2 separate regions of the Homo sapiens genome follow, and region 1 is linked to region 2. Evidence: read pairs that join two places in POLR2A ChIA-PET (ENCODE). Cell type or tissue: GM12878. All regions are shown on one strand. Each heading gives the region's core, and the rest is flanking DNA. Links, peaks and the distances in the headings are about the cores only. Region 1 overlaps FECH (ferrochelatase). Region 2 overlaps WDR7 (WD repeat domain 7).

The links. Peaks named below come from ENCODE experiments on the same cell type or tissue, not always from the same donor. Only the 100,000 strongest peaks of a DNase experiment are listed, where the experiment ranks them.
Region 1: POLR2A ChIA-PET joins it to region 2 with 6 read pairs; 4 of 35 experiments call an interaction of 5 or more read pairs at or near these places.

What each region holds. Positions count from the first base shown.
Region 1 is chr18:57,580,324-57,582,823 of GRCh38, forward strand. All of the region lies in intron 1 of FECH (ferrochelatase), which reads right to left. Among named protein-coding and RNA genes, the nearest start is that of FECH, 5.1 kb to the right of the region's middle. RefSeq lists enhancers at 896-955, 976-1,155. In GM12878, for the core only: no CTCF peak of the experiment used is centred there; a DNase peak (open chromatin) is centred at 1,098; H3K27ac peaks cover 242 bases.
Region 2 is chr18:56,999,836-57,017,560 of GRCh38, forward strand. The region is part of intron 26 of WDR7 (WD repeat domain 7); the gene reads left to right. Among named protein-coding and RNA genes, the nearest start is that of WDR7-OT1, 31 kb to the right of the region's middle. RefSeq lists enhancers at 5,143-5,192, 12,585-13,085. In GM12878, for the core only: no CTCF peak of the experiment used is centred there; no DNase peak of the experiment used is centred there.

The DNA.
Region 1 (2,500 bases), core at 1-2,500, 570 kb after region 2:
AGCATTTCTCTGCAGGCAGGTAAAGGAACTTAAGCCCTCTCCAAGGGGATGGGGTGGAGGATCGCTCCCCTAGGATGGCCGATGAGAGCCTGCAGAGAAGCATTTTAGAAACTACACACACCTCCTCTCCCCACCTCGGCTGCAGATTTTGATACAATCCCTCACAAGAACCCCTGCACGAGACCAACATGACTGACAGTAGCGTGCTGCTCCTGTGGAAGGAGAAGGGGCTGCAGAAAAGTGAAAAGCCGCCGATTTCGGGAGTGGCGAGTGGGCCAGTTTCCAAATAGCTGCAGTTCTCCTTTCTGCCTCCAAGCCTTCTTCGGAAAGCACTCGTGCTGAGAACCCAGTACTGCCCTTGAACCTTGACAAGGGGCCTCTGCTTCCCAGGGCCTGTTCTGGCCCTCCTCCCACTGCACCCCACCCCACGGGGTATGCAGTCTCTACCACCAAGGAGACATGCCACCCCAGGAGTCCACATCCCACGTGCCAGACCAGGCTCCCAGCGCCCCAGGATTCCCTGTCCCCCAAGCTCCACACCCACTCCCAGGGTCTGTGCAGGCATTTTTTCAGATCCATCCTCCTGAGGGAGGTTGTGCCATCAGTGGATCAAGTCTTGACCTGAATGGTGGCCAAGGGATAGATAGCTGTTTGCAGGGGCAAGAGTGGAACTGGGCATGAAGACCAGAGAGTCCATCCAGGCTGTCTGTGAGGCTCCCCACAAGGCCAGAAAGAGCCAGCGGCAAGAAGAGAAGCAGGAAAGCATGTCAGTCAGAGGCAACTCTCCAAAGGCCTCTACACTTCTGCAGGAACTCAGAGAGTTCAAGAGCTCATCCTTCCAGGTTGTGATCAAGGTCTATTTGTCAACATAGGAGGACAGAACATATTTCCCAGTTTGTTAGCTTGCTATATCCCACATACCATATATGTGCCTTCAAGTATACCCTTGTCCTGGGCCCCACAGGAGGTGGCAGTGGGTCTGAAGAACCCACCTGAATTGAGGAGATCATGTGCCATACTCAGCTGTCATATGAAGAGTACTGGTCCTTAAACAGCCAGTGAAATGAAACTGAAGCCATATAGGAAGTACTGAAGATGGCCATGTGAGACGGTGGTTACTGTGGTGCCTGGTGCTATGCACATGACCTCTTCCCCATTCTCAAACCAGCCGGTTAGAAACCAGCTTGCGATCAGTCTCCTTCTGCCCTCCTCCTCCTAAGAGGCAAAGGTGCCCTGAGGAGGAATTCAGGCTGTGGGTTAAGCAGCTCTGACTCTGAATTCAGCTCTGCCACTTACTAGCAATGTGACCTGGGGCCAGGTCTTCCTGAGCCTGAGTTTCCCCACCTGTAAAATGACACCTTGCTACAGGGATTCTTGAAAGGAGTAGAGCAGAGGAGTGAAGCGTTCTGCAGTGTCCACCATGTGATTAGTACTGGTGTTAGTTTCAATTGTCAGTTTCTAGAGGACGGGAACTATACCTGCTCTGATTTTATCACCTAGCATGTCTGTAAAATATAAGAGAATTATATCTCCAGGCCATTAGATTTCCAACCACCCAGATTGTACACATTCCTAGCACAGCCAATCATGTCAGCTTATGCTGAATAATCTTTACCAACTCAAAGTGGAAGTGCAAAGATTCCATAAAGAAGTTCAATTCCATCTGGTTTGAGTTGGTGTTTTAAAAAAAAAAAAATTCAATTCCAAGGCTCAAACCAACTCACATCTCCTTTTTTACTAAGTTTAATTCTGAACTTCATCGTGGGATTTAACCAGGTTCCTAATCATGCTGCAATGGCCCTAATTCCTTATGAGTGAGATTGTATCGGATTCCATGGGGCATGAGAATGAAACCTTGGCATTCCACAGTTTGACTGCTGGTACAAGTTTAGCATCCCAAATGTGAAAATCCAAAATCCAAAATGCTCCAAAACCTGAAACTTTTTGAGCACTGACATGACACTCAAAGAAAATGCTCATTGGAGCATTTTGAATTTTAGATTTTCAGATTTGGAATGCTCAATCTGTAAGTAAGTATATTCCAAAACCTAAAAAAAATCTGTCCAAAACACCTCTGGTCCCAAGCATTCAGGATAAGGGGTACTCAACCTGTAATAAAATGACATTTCCTCCTTCAAACCTAAAAAAAGGAAGGAGTGCCAGGTGTGGTGGCTCACACCTGTAATCCCAGCACTTTGGGAGGCAGAGGTGGGAGGATCGCTTGAGCCCAGACATTTGGGGGCAGCCTGGGCAACATAGCAAGACCCTCGTTTCTACACAAAATTTAAGGAGTTAAAAAAAAAAGAAAGGCCGGGCGCGGTGGTTCATGCCTGTAATCCCAGCACTTTGGGAGGCCGAGGCGGGTGGATCACGAGGTCAGGAGATCAAGACCATCCTGGCTAACACGGTGAAACCCCATCTCTACTAAAAATACAAAAAAAAAAAAAAAATTAGCCAGGCGTGGTGGCGGGTGCCTGTAGTTCCAGGCTGAGACAGGAGA
Region 2 (17,725 bases), core at 5,918-8,417:
AACCCCCCTAGAGAACGGACCACCCAAGGCCTTGTCAAGATAGTTCTCTGAACAGAAGGGATCTCCCATCTTTTGACCGCTATGAGCTTCTCCTGTCAACAAAATTCCCTCCACTTCAGTTGCATTTGAGGCAGAATTCTCTGTGACAAATTCCTATCCTCTGGACCTGGAACAGTGCTGCAGCTGGCCAGCGTACCACAATTTCCTCAGCTGGGAGCAGACTGGGCATGAAGAATTGGAAGTATCCAAATATTTTTAGTCATAGAATAAGAGCTCTAGTATGGAAACATTCAGGGAGAATGTCAGTAAACCAAAATCCTGACAGTATAATCCTTCCCTTTATGAAGTAGTTTAAAAGAGATTTATTAGTATTTGTATTTAATTAACTAAAATCACATTTATACTTTTAAAAGCCTGTTATAAACCAGAAGTAATTCAGTGGCCAAGAAGAAGAGAAGGCTTAATGAATCGTATTCTTGCTGATTTCCACTGATCCTGTATTATTTAATTTCCTGTTTTTCTTAATAAAAAAGGTGTCAATTAAGCACGATATAAAAATATTGATTTTTTTCTGCCTTCATTGAATATTATTTTTGTTTCCTGTGCCCCTTTGTTGGGTTATTTTAGCTATATGTACCATATTCTGTAAAAAGATTTATTTTTTCTAATGGGCCATAATCATTTTGTTTTTTAGTGGTTTTGTAATCTATTTTTGGAAGAGAATTTGCTCATTGAACATTTGTAAGCTCAAACAGCACTATTTAACTGATTACTCTCTACTCACAAGCCTTCAGAGAAGAGGAAAGCCCTTTTAAAACTGCAGTGATGCACACAGGAAGTGCATGATTGTATTATTTTCTTATAGTTTGGTTGTTGTTCTAGAAAATGTTCAAAAGCTTTCTTCTTGTAAAAGCTAGACTGTCAATTCTGGGACTGTGCTGTTTATTAAAGATAGCTCTTAATAAATTTCTGGTGTAGAATCTTTAGCGTATAGAGGTTTATATATTCTGGAATTTTAAAAATATTTCTCTAAATTCTTTAGCTTTTCAGTTGAATATAAATATTAGTGGACAATAAGAGATGTAAATGTAGGGCCATGTATAGTGAATCCCAGCACTTTAGGAGGCCAACATGGGAGGATCAGTTGGGCCCAGGAGTTGGAGACCAGCCTGGACAACATAGTGTAAAACCATGAGACCCCATCTCTACAAAAGAGAGAGAGAGAGAGAGAGAGAGAGAGAGAGAGAGAGAGATGTAAGTTTATGTTTAGGGCCCAAAAATAAAAACATTAAGAATGGTTTGGACAAGCAATCCTGAATCAATAGCTAGTAATATAAATTAAGCAAAAATGTCTAGCTTATATTTAAAAAATATGTATATATCACTTGTGGCATACACAAATCTACTAGAGAGTGATGAACAAGAATTCAAGGAGAAGAACACTTCCAGCAGATTTACAGGAAAGGCATCCTTACCGAGAAATGGTAGCTTGTGGTTAAGTTTCCCCAAGGGAAATTGTGGGAGCACTGTCGGTTGAGACCTGATGGAAAACTTGAAAATGCGTTCTGGGGAACAGCCTTAGCCTTGTGCTCTCAATAGTGAGCCTTTTGCATGTTCATTTCTCAGTGGATCCAGGCAGGAGCAACAAAAGCTCCAACTCACTCTTTCCTGATGTATCTATTTTTCTGTGCATGTGGCATAGGTAACTGCCTTAATGAGGTAAAATACACATAAAATAACTTCACTTGTTTTAAGTGCACAGTTTGATAAGTGGTAGCAAATGTATACAACCATGTGACCACCACCATAATCAGGATAAGAACATATCCATTACCCAAAAAGTGTCCTTCTGCCCCTTTGCAGTCAGTCCTCTTCCCCTGACAATCACCAATCTTTCTTGCACTGTGGTTTTTGCCTGATTAAGAATTTTATATAAATGGAATCATACAGCATGTAACTGTTTGTGTCTAGCTTGTTTCTCTTAGCATCACGTTTATGTTTATCTGCCTAACCTGTATTTCAATCTGTTTCCTTACTAAGAACTAATATTAAATTTCTGGATATAGAATACCAAATATGAACCCTAACTAGAAAACTGGGCCTGTCTACACTGGAACCGAAATTCTTTAACCATGTTAAATAAAGGAAAAGCAAAAATACCCATGATTAGAGCAGTCATTACTTTTGGAGTTTATTTCTAAACCTTATTATTGTTTGTTCAGGTTTTCATTCCCTTTGTTTTACCCCTCCTGAGGTGCTTTCCATAATAATATCTATATTTTTAAATAAAAGGAAAAATTGTTTTGAGCTTCAGCATTTTGTGATAATTTCATAGTGTCTATGATAATGTACTATGCCCTGAGTTGTCTCGAACCCAGACTAGAAATCTTTGGGTCAGAAAATGCTTACATAAAAAAATTAAACATAACTTAAACCTATATGTGACTGTACTATAATTTTCTTTATTGATATGAACATACATATAGTACAAATAAATTATCTAAATGGATACCTATTTTTGCATCCTAGAAAAATGTAAACTGTGCATTGAAAATAATTATCATAAAAACTAGGACAGGAGTTATTTCTGTAGTCAGACTTTAGCTGCATACATTTTTGTTAAGTATCCAGGAAAGTTTTCCACAATGTGTCTCTGAATTACTGTTTATCGCATCCTACACCAGAAATTATTTAATTAGAAAAATAGATTGAAGAGGATATAAGAAGCTATTCTATAAGCGAAAAGAGACTAAGAAAGTAAGATAACTTGTTGGCTGTCACATTTAGTGATATAGTATTTAGAATATATAATCATGTCTTTTACAAACGTGTAAAATGTTCTGTAACACTTGAATGGCTGCAGCTGTCAGCTCATTTTTTCTGGATTAAGTTTGGTCAAGAAAGAAACCGCCTCATTTTCTAGTTGTCATTTGCCCAGGAAGTAAAAGCAAAATTGTAATGAGGGAATCACAGCAGGAGAGCCTCCTAACAAATGAGAGGCATATATTGACTGGCAGCCAGCATGCCATTTCAGTGATAAATGTATTTTTATACACTGCTGTTCAAGGTCACTCACTGTTGTCCTTGAGTGTGCAGCCATCAAAAGTCATTCAGTTCACATTCTAAACAGTTCTAATAATCAGTGCAAAGATGCCTGACTTTAAAAAATCAGTTATTAATTTTATACAACATTTATGTAAATTATACATCTTGATATTTCACTGCAGTTTCATCTTGCTATTGTTGAAAATTGTTGAGAAATCAAAGAAGATGTAAATTTATGAGGCATTTGTGAGATGCATTAGTATAGATTTATTACAGTGTCCACAGAAGCCAAACTTAAACATGGATGAACTTCAGTAATTACCCCTTCTGTGTTTTGTGCTTCTTCAGTGTTTAAAATTCATAAAGAACTTTTATAAATCTAAGCATTCCAAAACAAAGCTATTATCAATTTAAGACTAATGCTATGTTTGAAATAGAAATTATACTAAAAAAATACAAAAAAGGACATTTTGCTTTTAGATCTGCCTCAATTCAAAGGAAATGTTGTTACTTTTTGAACAACATTTAAAAAGCACTCTTTTTAAAGTCCTTTAAAAAGTCCTTTAAAAAGCACTCTCTAATTACTCAGAGAGAGTGATCTAGTTATTCACCATTTTGTTACTCAAAACTCAAACACACTTTCTAAATATAGAATGAACAAAACCATGTTGTTACTCAGGTTTTTGATCTCCATAAATAGCAAAATGTTCAGGGATTAATCTAGTATTAAATAGCTGTCTTTTCAAAGTTAAATTAGATGCAAAATGTAATGATTTGGATCACACGAATCTTTCAGTAAATATTTTTTAAAATATTATGATTGTTGGATTTAATAATCCTTACGTTAAATATGTGTTCACAGTGCATATTCACAGAAAATCACGGGGCCCTTTATGGTCTGTCTTCAGACTAATTTGCCAACTATGCTTATCTGACTCCACTTCATTCCTTGCACTGTAAATATTGATCATTCTGGAGGGCTTTTTGTTTGTTTGTTTTTCCCCAACAAGCTATACTCTCCTTCCTTTAGGCTTTTGAATATAGTATTCCCTCCGCATGGAGGGTGTGTGTTATACCCTTCACATTATATGTATGTTATATCATACCCTCCGCATTATATTATACCCTCCACATGTGTGTATGTGTGTGTGCGCGCACACACACACCCTAGCCTTTGTAATCATTCATACCCAGAAAATCTCCAAGGTTTCTCACCTGGCCTACACAGTAATCCCATAATTTAACTTCTACCTGAGGTTATGGGTGTAGGAGGAGGTAAATGAATGTCTCCCTGATTTTAGCTTAGAGCTTTGGATGAATCTAATATCTAGGAGCTCCAGATAGGTAATCTCATACTTCCCTCTGACATCCCACACATACCACCCTGGCCTAGTACCACACATATATTCCTCCTGTATATCCAGAGATGTTAGAAGTTATATGTCTCTGGTGTCTACAGTAGACAATTAAGTTCCTTGGGGCTGGCTTGGACCTTGAAATGCTTTTCCCCATAGAAACTATTATAAATAGTACTTAGGAGATTGAACTGGCACTATAAATTCTACAACATTAAGAATTCTCTTGGCTTTTGGAAACTGGCCCAGAAATCTATCTGTCGCATTGTTCCTGTTTAAAGGTGTGCAGAGTTCCAAACAACTGAATTCCAAACAAACTTTAGGACCTCTCATTTGATGGCTGCCCATGTGGAAACACTGCAACCTACTAAACGTAAAAATGTCACTAGCAGGTCATTTTAAAAATTACCACATTGCATACGGAATAGCCAGGAGTGACACAGTAAATATACAGAACTACAAATAGAAGGATTTCTTGTATTTAAAGTTATATTAGTTATCAATATTTTACAGATCAAAACAGTTCTTACAGTTTCACTCTTTTTTAACTTTGCAAGCAGAATTTGCCTTTCAGTGAGCCCATTATGACATTGAGTTCTGAGTTTTTCATAGCTGGAACAGGAAGTATGAGTCAGATTTCTCAGTGAAGTCTAAACTTTCCAAAGATGAAACCCATAAATGGCATTTGTAGTTCTGTATTAACTCGTACTCACACCTTGAGTTGAAGGCCTGTATCATATTTAAAGAGTACTCTTGGGTTTCCTGGTTGACTTCCTTTGTAATTTAACCTTTGGCAAAGCAGTTATAAACTCTGACACCTGAACAGTCATAAATTAAAAATCTGTATTTTATAATACCGTGTCAGGCATCTTAATGTACAATGCTGTATCTAACCACTAATCTCAATTGACTGTTAAATAGAAATGTTTAGCATAAAACTATTATCATATTATAAAAAACTGTTTAAAAAAATGATGTCCTTATCATTTCTAAACTATAAAAGCAACTAAATGTATGTTAAATAATTTTTTTTGTTAATAATCTTCCTTTTTTAAAAAAAGCAGAAGCACAGTTTTAGGGAGCATGCATTTACCATATAATATTACACTTACCATGTAATGTTATAATTTTAATTTCAACATTTAAAGTGATCTGGCAACTATGACTCTCATCTCTGAGCAAGTAAAATATTTTTATGGAAAAATAAAATAGTGCATAGGAGTATGAAATTGTTTATACCAGGAAAATCTGATAAACTTTAAGATTTCAAAGACAAGCTAATATGAAATCTGGAAGACTGTAAGCCAGTGACTTATGGTGGTTCTTCTGAGGGATGGGATTTGATGAGTAAGTATATTTGGGTAGGGTTTTCAGTTTTATTATAAGTACCCCAAAAATAGTAGTACTATAGGTAATTTTTAGTTTCTTTTTTTATATTTTTCCCGGTGTTTTTCAAAGAAAAAAATATTTAAATCAGGGGTGTCTTAATCTTTTGACTTTCCTGGGCCATACTGGAAGAAGAAGAATTGTCTTGGTCCACACACATAAAATATACTAACACTAATGCTAGCTTATGAGCTAAAAACAAAAAATCTCATCTTTTAAGAAAGTTTATGAATTTGTGTTGGGCCACATTCAAAGCCATCCTGGGCCGCATGTGGCCCATAGACCACAGGTTGGACAAGCTTGGTCTAAATAAAAATTATGCTTCTACTAAAAATTATTTTTGCTAATGCAAAGTTCATATATAAAGTCTTTTAAGCCTCAGAAGTGTGTCCAAACTACCTTCTCATATACTTACTCCTAAAGGAAAATATTATATTAAATGGAAAGCTTCTGGTTGAGTTTTAGATGCTTTTTTCTTTAAAGTGAATAAAATTAGCATGCATAGTATTAAAGTGTGCCCTTAATAGCATCTGTAATAAGGCATAGAATGTTATTTTAAGGCACACGTCTCTGGGTCACATGCATGATAGTAATTATGAGCAGATTACTAACAAAGTGCATTCTGTGTTATAAACAGAGAGCATCACAGGATTCACGTCTGCTTGGAAAGAACATAAGTTAAAACATCAAAGCAGTTTTTTTTTTTTCTTCAAGATTGTAGTTATTTAGATAGCTTGTCAGTGGTAGTGCAACAAGTGGGCTTGTGTTATTGATTTTCACCTGTATTACCACAACATTTTTCATTGACAAATATTAATTGCTTATTAAGTACTAAAGAGTTTGATGGTCCAAATATTGAATTTTGTAATGAATTGACCTTTTAGTTTTGCTTATCATTAGGCAGTATGATTGCATTAAAGATACAAAGGTTTAAGCCAATATATCTCCCACTTTAAGAACATTAAATAGATATTCCTCTAAAATTTAATTTTAGTGATAGGATATTCACTTTCCCTTTCATTCAGGTAAATTACCTTTGGCCAAACTATAGGGAATGCTTATATAAATATGAATTGTGTGGCTATAATTAGTAGTAAAGTATCCAGCATTTTTTGCATTGATTCTAGCTTATGAATACAGAGACTAATTGAAATTTGTATCAAAACCAAATTGGTGATTATGATCACTAATGTAGATTTTTTAAAGTCATTAATTTGGTTAATTTTTTTGTGTGTTCGAGAAGAATCTGCATATCTAAGTGAGCAACCAGTACATATGTGTGTATGTATGTATACAGGCATGTACATCCACAAATATATACAAGTTCCAGTTTAATTCCTTTTTTGTTATCTTTCCTAACTTTTTTTTTTTTTTTTGAGACGGAATCTCGCTCTGTCACCCAGGCTGGAGTGCAGTGGCCCAATCTCAGCTCACTGCAAGCTCCACCTCCCGGGTTCACGCCATTCTCCTGCCTCAGCCTCCCGAGTAGCTGCGACTACAGGCGCCCGCCACAACACCCAGCTAATTTTTTGTATTTTTAGTAGAGACGGGGTTTCACCATGTTAGCCACGATAGTCTCGATCTCCTGACCTCGTGATCCACCCGCCTTGGCCTCCCAAAGTGCTGGGATTACAGGCGTGAGCCACCGCTCCCGGCCTCCTAATGTTTAATAGTATATTTTTTCTTTTTATAATTATACTTGGAGAAAAAAATAATTATACTTGGAGAAATCTTAAGTATATTATACATTGGGCTTTCTAAAACATAATTTGTGGATAACTGATGAAATTTAAAGTTAAAATTAGAGAAATTAGAGTGTTTTGAGTTGGCAAGTATTTGTAGATTAAAATGTTAAATTTAATTCAAATATATGTTTTTGATTGCAGAAATTTGACTTTTTAATAATTGATTTTCTGATCTCTGAGTCAGATAATTACTACTTGATAAAGGGTTATCATTTAAAAGTTTAAATACTGTCAACCTTCAAAGCAATTTTGTTATTAACTACATTAATTTATCACAAAATCCTCTTTTAAAGGTGATTTGTACATTGGGAACAACCTTGAAATATTTAATTTAAAAATAAAATATTAGATAAAATATTATATTTCAGGTCTACAATGTGTACAATGAGCCCAGGTCTTTCTTTTCTGCCCACCCCTTATACTGCTAGTGTCTCCTGTCGTTTTATCCTCATCCTTTTGGTCTTTTCACTCTATCTACTCTTCATGGACTTTCTCAACCATTTACATTGGATTTTTTAACAAACATTCCTGGAGAAGCTGCTGTGTACCAGGAACAGGGCTGAGTGCAGGGTCTATTCCTTCCACATCTCTCTATGTGCTGGTTCCTCCCAAATCTGCCTTTCTTTTCATAAACCTGTTCCTAAGCTCCAAATTCATTTTCCTCACTCTCTAACATATTTCTGTGTGCTCAGTCCCTCCACCTGAATTCTCACACTGAGCTCATTATTTCCTCTGACACCTTCCCACTGATCCCTATCCGCCGCGCCCTCCCCAGGGTCTTCTTTCGTTTGTGCCTTCCCTGTCCAGGTCACAGCAGCACCACCAGCCCCGCTTGCCCTCTCCTTCCTGTCCATGCCCACTTCCTCATTCAGCTCCCCATTTCTCTGCTACATTTGCTTCCCAACAAGTCCTTCTTCCTTTCTGTTTCCCTCTTCTCCACCCTCTGCAGAATTTTCTTAAAACTAGTCTGATCTGACCATTCTCATATTTAAAAACTTCAGAAAACTCTCTATTGACTATGAATTAAGTCCACATTTCTTGACACCACAAGAAGGCGGCTTATAGCCTGGCCATAGCTGCCTTTCTGCCTCGTTTTCAAGCCTGCCTGTCTCCACCTCTCCTCGCCCCCTGGTGCTCCCCTAGGCAGAGTGACACGGGAGTGCTGGCCGTTTTCTTGGACCCCTCTGAAGTCTTCACTTGGCACATGTTTGCTTAGACTCATCTCTTGTTCTTCTCACCAACTTCTGGTGGTCCTTTAAAGCTCAGTTCAAATACAACCTTCTCTCTGTACCTTTTTCTGACATCTCCTGCCGCTGGACAGAAACTACTGTCTCCTCGTCTGTGTTTCTGTGACATCTTCAGCACATCTCTATTACGCTGTTGATTGCACCATACCATAGTCGCTTACTGTCAACCTGTTGGTCTCCCATTCCTAGATTCACTGGCAGGGGTCCTATCTCATCTTTATACTCTGATATCTTGCACAGGACCTAAAACAAAAATCTCAGTAAATATTTTTAACTACATTTTCCTAAAACTATTTAATCCCATGAGGTAGGCAAGACAGATAATATTATTTTACAAATAAGCAAATCAGAAAATTTTACCTATTCATAAAACCAGCAAAGACAAATTTTAATCCACTAAGTGAAAGTGGATAGTCTAAGTATAAGTCAGAGGACTGACAAGTAATGTCAGTGTTATTTTGCCACAGTAATTACTCTGGGAGATTTGCAAATGCAATTGCTATGTGAAAAAAAGACATATATTGCATATTTTATGAATATTATGATTTTAATAGAAAAATGTTGGATGTTATATCAAAAGTAGAAGGTTAATTTTATCTTTTTGTAACTTGGTATTTCTTTATATTTTTATTGCATTTATTTTGAACAATGCAATTGTTTTACTATTAAAATTGTATTGGGAAAAGTAAAAATGTGAAAGGAGCTTTAAGTTAGAAGGTATTCATTCTAGATCAGTCTCTAAGAAGTCACCATCATCAAGGGAATTCACTTTTTGTTTTTTTATTTCAATAGGTTTTGGGGGAACAGGTGGTGTTTGGTTACATGACTAAATAACTTGGTATTTCTTAACAAAAGGAATGAACCTTGTAATGCAGAACAACATACAACATAAATTAGGTTATGTTCCAGACTAATCTAATTTTTCAGTTTTAATAAGTGGAAGAGGCATAATAAACTACACATAAAAGTGTAAAATTTCTAAATCTGTAATGTGTCCTAGTGAATATGTTCTATCATTATCCAAAATAAACATGAATCCAAAGGTATGGTAATGTTGGTTAATATATGTATGAATTTTAGAATTTTATTTTATGTTGTAATGTAACACTTTCAAGCATTTCTCTTTTCAGAATGGTGAAAATGTTAAATACTTTTGAAACATAATTTCAAAAAATATAAATTCCCTAGCTTTATAATCTACATCAGACAATTTTGTGTCACCAGGCACTATACCAGGCAAAGGAGAGGTGACAAAGGAGCGGGAACACATGTGAAGATCCTGACCTACTGCTCTAACCAAACCATCTTCCGTTAACCATAACCCAAATCAAAACCCACGAAAATGCCAAGTCCCATCATGACGGACATTTACTTAGGAATGTGATTGCTGTCCAGTGAGTTAGTGTGTACATGTGTCTGCTGAAGTCCTGCCATGTAAAAGCCTGAAATGTCTAGAAAGGGTGGAGATAATCAAGACCATTCATGCTGCTGAGGAACTCCATGTGGAAGCAGGAGGGGAGGGATTTATTTTCATAGCACAGTATAAGACTTCTAGCATGTGTTCAAATAGTTTTCTATTAGAAATACTGAAAAAAACATTTAGCTTTGGGTTTGCCCAGATCTGAAGAAAACATTTTGTGTGACTTTTTAGGCATATGCAAGTGAAACTTTAATAAATATTTCATATGAGCAGTGTAAATATTTGATAATTTATTCACTATTCTTTTATTTAAAACAACCACATTTATCTAAATTATATTAGTATTCAGCAGTAGAGTGTCCATGAATCATCTTTAAGTATGGCTGTGTAATTATATTTTTAAATGTTAAATTATATCAAAACGTTATGTTTTCATTTATGTCTTTAGGCTTTTTTAATCATTATTGAGTCTAAAAGTTGTACAGTACAAACATACTGCTGTCATTTTATTAGCCAAAAATTGGTGGTGATCATATAATATATTAACTTGTGATGTTTGGGATTTTTAGCAAACCTAATTTTCAAAGTATGATTCTATATAATTAATCATTTCAACATGCAAAGAAAAGACATATCAATTATGTATAATTTAATTGGATATTCTATTGTTACTTTATCCTGGAAATATTGGGCCTAATAAATCAGAAGAACAGGGAAGAGCAAGGCTAGTTCCTGATTATCTGCAGCAAGAAAAGGGGAAAGAAGGGCTTAGACATTAATAGGTGAATTAATGTCTAATTGATGGAGAACTTTTCTTTGAATCTGGAAGTTTCCCAGTTAAATCGAAGGGAAAATGCTCCTAAAATCAGTACCTATTTTTTAGAGTTTGCTGTATGATGATTACAGCGTTTTTAAGTTTGGTAAGCAACGATTGGCTTAAATGTTTATTCTCTATTTTTCTATTCATAAAACTTCCTTTTAAAAATAATTTTGATAATTTATAAAGGATCTTAGTGAAAATATAAGCCTCGATACCATAAAAAACTTATTAGGAATGTCAAAATTACAATAATACAATAGTTTTGAGCATGTATTTTGATTCTCACTATTCCTAGATAAGGGTGTTGTATGTGTATATGTGCATATGCACATGCATGTTAATATATAACCCCCCCACAGAAGAAATATTGAAAACTATTACTTGCATCATAAGGATTGTCAATATGTAGGTAGTGAAAAGCTCTTTCAATTCATCAATGTCAGTTTGTCCTCGAATGACATATACGTAACTTTTAGTAACTGAAAATGAGCAGTAAACACTGAAGCTAGTTTTAAGAAATAAAGAGAGCCTGTTTACTTGAGGCATTATATCTTACAATAAAACTTAAGATAGCTCACTTTATTATATTTATCCTTAAATCTATTTTCCATTAAGATGTTAAAATGATATCAAGTCTACTTGTTTTTCCCTCTGAATATATATTCTTTTCAATTAGATGGTGATAGAAAATAATTCATTGAATAGTTTCAATACCTTGGCTTGGAAAATGCCAAAACAGGTTGACTTTATAACATAAAGTTGGCATAATGTGAATAAAAAGCATTGCCTCAGCCCTCCATCAAGAAAAGAAATTATAGAGATAAACACTCGGTTTTCAACTCTCAAATCTCTGTTCAAAATCATTGTAGAACTGCCAAAGGGCAGCATCTAGTCTTATGTGCGTAGACTATAGGAGATAGTACACCCAATAAGAAAAGCTGAGTTCTTTTCAATACTAGAGAGTTTTAGGATTGCATTTACCATGTACTTCCATTTTGGTCGATATTTTTAGTTTTTATATTTTGCGTCCCAAGTGAGAAAGAAACAGGTTCCTAACTCTAATTATCCTTTACTTAAAAAGTGCTTATTTATGGTCCTTGTAGGAAGATATTGCCTCTTTGGGGGTACAGACAAGCTGATGGGAGGGTGAAAACCTTCAGGCACTGAGGACCAGGGAGGGAGGCTGCTGGTGAGAGAGATGGGGCTACCATCTCTGTAACCTGGCCTGGGTATCTGGGGAAATCAACACAGGTGCCTTCCTCCTCCTTAGCCAGTGAAGAAGGCCAGGACAACTCTGTTTTAAGAGGTTTGAACTCCTGGAGGTGGGTCAAATAAAAGAGTGTTTCTTCATCCTCACTGTGACAGTGGGCCAGTGGACCCTGCCTCACCCCACACGAAGGCAGGACTACCCTGGGAAAATGGGCTTCCTATGTCCCAGGCAGTGCTGTCATCCCAGCCGTCCTCACAGGGATGGCAGGGTAGGGGAGATTGCCGTGGACCAGGACAGCACCAGGATAGGAAGGGAGGTTGGGCCAATCCAGGGACCTTCCTGTGTATGTGGAAGCCACCTCCATGCCACATGGGGTTGGGAGTCTAGGGGTTCTGCGAGGTCCCCTGAAATTCAGAAGGGTCTGCAAGGTGGCCTGGCTGACTGTTGCCTGTCCAGAATGAGGAGACGGACACTTCTGCCGGGCAAGCTCCAGCACCGCCACAAGCTCTTGTTTCCAAGCAGCCCTGCTGTAGCTGCCTGGGCTGGGGCTGCACCCAGCCTCCAAGCACCACCAGACATCACTCAAGGTCTTTGTTATTTGGTGTGGCGAAGTCACTTATAAGTGTTAGTGTATAATATACATAAGACTTTCTCAGCTGTAGGAAAGTCAAGCTACGGAAATTGAAGATCCAGCAGTTCATAGCTTTCTTTTACCTGGTATTCTGTGAGGCAGCAGACTCTGGCCCCAGACTGCCTGGATTCTAACCCAAACAAGTTATCGCACCTCCCTGTGCCTCGGTCCCCTCATCTATGAGGTGGGGAATAACATAGTCTGCTTATCTCATTGGGTTGATATGTAAAGATTAAAAAGTTTATGTAAAAGTGTCTGGAACAGCACCTGGCATATCATACATGCTACAAAAGTTTGCCTTCTTAGTATGCTTTTTGAATTCTCTATAGCAACAGTCCCCAACCTTTTTGGCAGCAGGGACCAGTTTCATGGAAGACAAGTTTTCCATGGACCTGAGTGGGATGGATGGTTTTGTGATGAAACTGTTCCTCCTCAGATCATCAGGCATTAGTTAGATTCTCATAAGGAGGGCACAACCTAGATTCCTCGCATGCACAGTTCACAATAGGGTTTGCACACCTATGAGAATCTAACACTGCCACTGACCTGACAGGAGGCAGAGGCTTGCTTACCTGTCACCCACCCTCCTGCTGTACGGCCTGGTTCTTAACAGGCCATGGACCGGTACCAGTCCATGGTCCAGGGGTTGAGGACCACTGTTCTGTGGTATAGCATAGTAATGCATGTTTACCCTTCCATGTACAATTTTAAAATTTATTTCAAGGATGACGACAACTGTTTTATAGTTGACCTTTGCTAAATCCACTTTTTGTTTTAAATTAAAGTATTACGTTATATGATGCAATTTTATCAAGACCCAATGGTGAGACAGAAACTAACCTCTTTAAGCACCCAGGTGATATGATGTAAGTGTTGAGAATTAGTAAATTGGAGAAGAGAGAAATAGAAGAGGGTTAACGAGCAATAAATGAATGGGAGTACATGTTTAATGAAAATAAACAGGGTGCAAAATGAGTACTAATGTATTTTGGAAAGTGATAGAAGAGGCTTTAGAGCAGGGGTTGATCATCTGGGTTTTTGTCAGTGGATGCCTCTTCAAGATGTTTCTGCAGCCCCAAGACACTGTCCATTGGCTTAGGTGTGCACATCTCACTCTCCTAAAGATAACGGGGAGCACTGCAGATGCAGCCATCTGCATGCCAACAACTGTACGAGTTTTTCCTTTTCAAGGAGTTCTAGTAAATTATCTTTTAATGGTGATCATCAGCCACAATTGCTGTTTTCTGATAAAATAAGCATATGCTGGCCAGGCTGCATAGGGTTATGAGAAACTGTAATGACATCTGATCTAATTCCAGTACTCAGTCTGGTTTGAAATTCCACATCTTGGCTGGGCACAGTGGTTCACGCCTATAATCCCAGCACTTTGAGAGGCCGAGGCAGGTGGATCACTTGGGGTCAGGAGTTCAAGACCAGCCTGGCCAACTTGGGGAAACCCTGTCTCCAATAAAAATACAAAAATTAGCTGGGCGTCATGGCATGCACCTGTAATCCCAGCTACTCGGGAGGCTGAGGCAGGAGAATCACTTGAACCTTGGAGGCAGAGATTGCAGTGAGCCGAGATCGTGCCATTGCACTCTGCATTCCAGTCTAGGTGACAGAGTAAGACTCCATCTCAAAAAAAAAAAAAAGAAGAAAAGGAATAAAAGAAAGTCCACATCTTGAGGCCAGGTGCTCACACCTGTAATCCCAGCACTTTGGGAGGCTGAGGTGGGTGGATCACCTGAGGTCAGGAGTTCAAGACCAGCCTGACCAACATGGAGAAACCCTGTCTCTACTAAAAATACAAAAAATTCGCCAGGCGGTTGGTGGGTGCCTATAATCCCAGCTACTCAGGAGGCTGAGGCAGGAGAATCACTTGAACCTGAGATGCGGAGGTTGCAGTGAGCCGAGATCGCGCCATTGCACTCCAGCCTGGGCAACAAGAGTAAAACTCTGTCTCAAAAGAAAAAAAAAAGGAAGAAAAGAAATTCCACATCATGAGATGTAGTTGAATAAGGTGACCTCAAAGATACCATCCAACTCTAAGATGTCTTGATTGGAAAGCTTGGAGAGAGTTTAAGGAAAATCCACTGAAATTATTAAAAAGTTGAGAAATAAAACCTGAAAGGAAAGGTTATAGTCACTGGGATTTTTTTTTTTTAATCCTGAAAACAAAATTAAGTAAAAGAGGGGGCAGGCTGCTGCAACAGTCCTCAAGCTTTTAAAAGGCTGTCACACTAAGATTGGTCACCAGCTGTTCTCCATCTCTACTGAGGCCAGGACCAGAGGAAGCAAGCTTCAACTGCAGTGTTTTGGATTTAGATTTGATATAAGGAAAAATTCCCTGACAGCACACATTGTTAAACACTGAAAAGGGTCCTCAGGGGAGATGTGGGAATCTTTCTCTGGAGATATCTGAAAACAGAATAGATTTTCATCTGTCTGACCTGCTTCACCGTAGCCCTGTCCACACACACAGCAGAATGGGTGACCTTTCAGTGTTCTTGGCAACACCATGTGATCTTAAGAGCCTATGCACAAAGAGACTTGAGAAGGCTTAGTTCATCGTGATAATTAAATTGGACTTGAACCTTCTAATCGGCCATAGATGAGATTATCTGTTTTTTAATGGCGTTATTATCTGCCTAAATTATTTGTTGAATCTATAATTTGTTTCCTTGAGCAGATGAACCTGAAATATCTAATAAAATTTTCACAAATTGATTGCTTGGGAGAAAAGAAGGGGGATTTTTTTTTCCTGGAACATAATTAATTCTTAACTTTTAAACTCTTTTGAAATGGCTCTTTTTTGATGAGCCTTTCCCTTGCCTAACAGAGCTGTCAGTCAGAGCGATGTCTTTGTCTTCTCTCTGCCTTGAGCAGTTACCTCCCTGCCAGCCAGCCATGAAATCTACGGGCTCCTGTATTGGGATGTCAGAAAGGCATGCAAATCAGAGCCTGGTTCCCCCTCCTTAGCTGCCCTTTTCTGACTTCAGCTGCTGTTAACATGAGAGAGATGCCAAACGTACGATGAGTGCTGCAAGCACCCGCTGCACCTCACTTGGCGTTGCCGGGTATCATTAAGTGGGAGCAGCACTGGGAAGATGTGGGTATTTGCAGGTCTTTGGTATTGCCTCTCCTTTTGAGAGTTCTTCCTCACTTCTGAGGCACTGACTGCCTTGAATTTCTGACCTGTCTTACCTATTTTTTGACTCCATACACACACAGACACTTCATTCAGGCTCACCCTAAAGTCAGGGCATCTGCCATGCTTGTACCTTATGAAAACAAGCTTGTCCTGTTTGCCCTCTGCCGGAGCACATTCTAGGGAAAATGCCTCAGGTGAAGGCATAATTGTGTTTTTCGAGATTTCAGAGGCCACGTGCAGCCAACTGGGGAGGACGTATTTCGGCTCAGCAGACCTTTCAAGCGCCCCTCAAATTGCAACTGCCTGACTTAATCTAAAGTCAGCCACACTGCTTCCTGAGAAGCCCACAGCCACACCGGCCGCTTCCCTCTCAGCCCCTCAAGATCTTGGGGGTCATCAAGGTTCAGTCCACGCTCGTGCATTTTTCCAGTTTATGTTACTAAATGTTATACAAAATACATGGGTCAGTACTTTATGAATCTTTTCCTTGTGCTGGTATTTATGATAGGGAAATCTTACCTACTTTTGGAAATCTCGTTTTCATAATTTATGTTAAGAAAATGGTTTAGATAGGATTTTGTGTTCCCCCTTAAAGAAAAAAAAATGATGAGACCTACAAGTAAACATAAGATGTTCTCTTTAATTTTATTCAACCTCAAAGTGGGTTGGTTTCAAGTCCCAAACTTGTCATTTGGAAGCTGACAAACCATGTGAGAGCAGTTTTAAAGAGAATATTCTAGAAAGTCATGGCTTTTATTGACGCTGACCAAATCATTTTAGAAATTCTCATTTCTGGTTCCTTCTCTGTACAACTGGGTTAATTATATTTCTTTGCAGAGCACATTGAAAATGTGTGTTAAAAACTTGGGTACATTAAGTATTGTTCATTATTCTGCTTCCCAGTTCCTTTTCTTTAATGAGAAAAAGGGGTGGGGGTGTTTAACAGTTCAACACTCTTATCTCCTGCTAGGAATAATTGCTTGATTTTTTTTAATTGTTTGTAGCACTTCCTGAATTTGATTAATTTCTTTATATTCCATTTCTGTCTTTTCAAGACAGCAATTTCTTTGACTAAAAATATAACAAGGCATGATACTCATTCGCATATAAAAAGTCTACCAAACCTCTATTTATGTTGAAACTTGTTTGTTTTTTGGAAAATGTTCTTCAAGGTCTAGCATTTGAGACCCAAACCATCCAATCCGCTCCATCACAAAGCACTTACAAGTTCTGTGCGATCCGCACAGCTGCATCTCTAATGCCAGAGTAGAGGTTAAAGTCAGTTCAGGTGGTGCCTGCACAGATCTTAGAAGTTCAGAGAATCTGAACAAAAGACAATGGCAACATTTCCATTACAGTGAGGGTTGAAGCACCTCTCGGGCTGAGATTGTAATGAACTCACCAGATGTACCAAGCCATTTAAAACAGCGAACTTCCCTGCACTGCTTGAGCGGTGCTTGCTCTTACGAGACAGCAGGTCTGTCTGTCAGCTGCAGTCAGCACTCTGTGGTTTTTCTTTAGGTTGCTTTAAAAAGCCAGCCCTGTAGGGCACCTAGCAGCATCATGCTGTGTGTGTGTGTGTGTGTGTGTGTGTGTGTGCATGTGTGTGTGCTGTTCTTATCCAAGTCATGCTGTGTGTGTGTGTGTGTGTGTGTGTGTGTGTGTGTGTGTGTGTGATGTTCTGATCCAAGATGTAGTCCCCCTTTGTCCAAAGA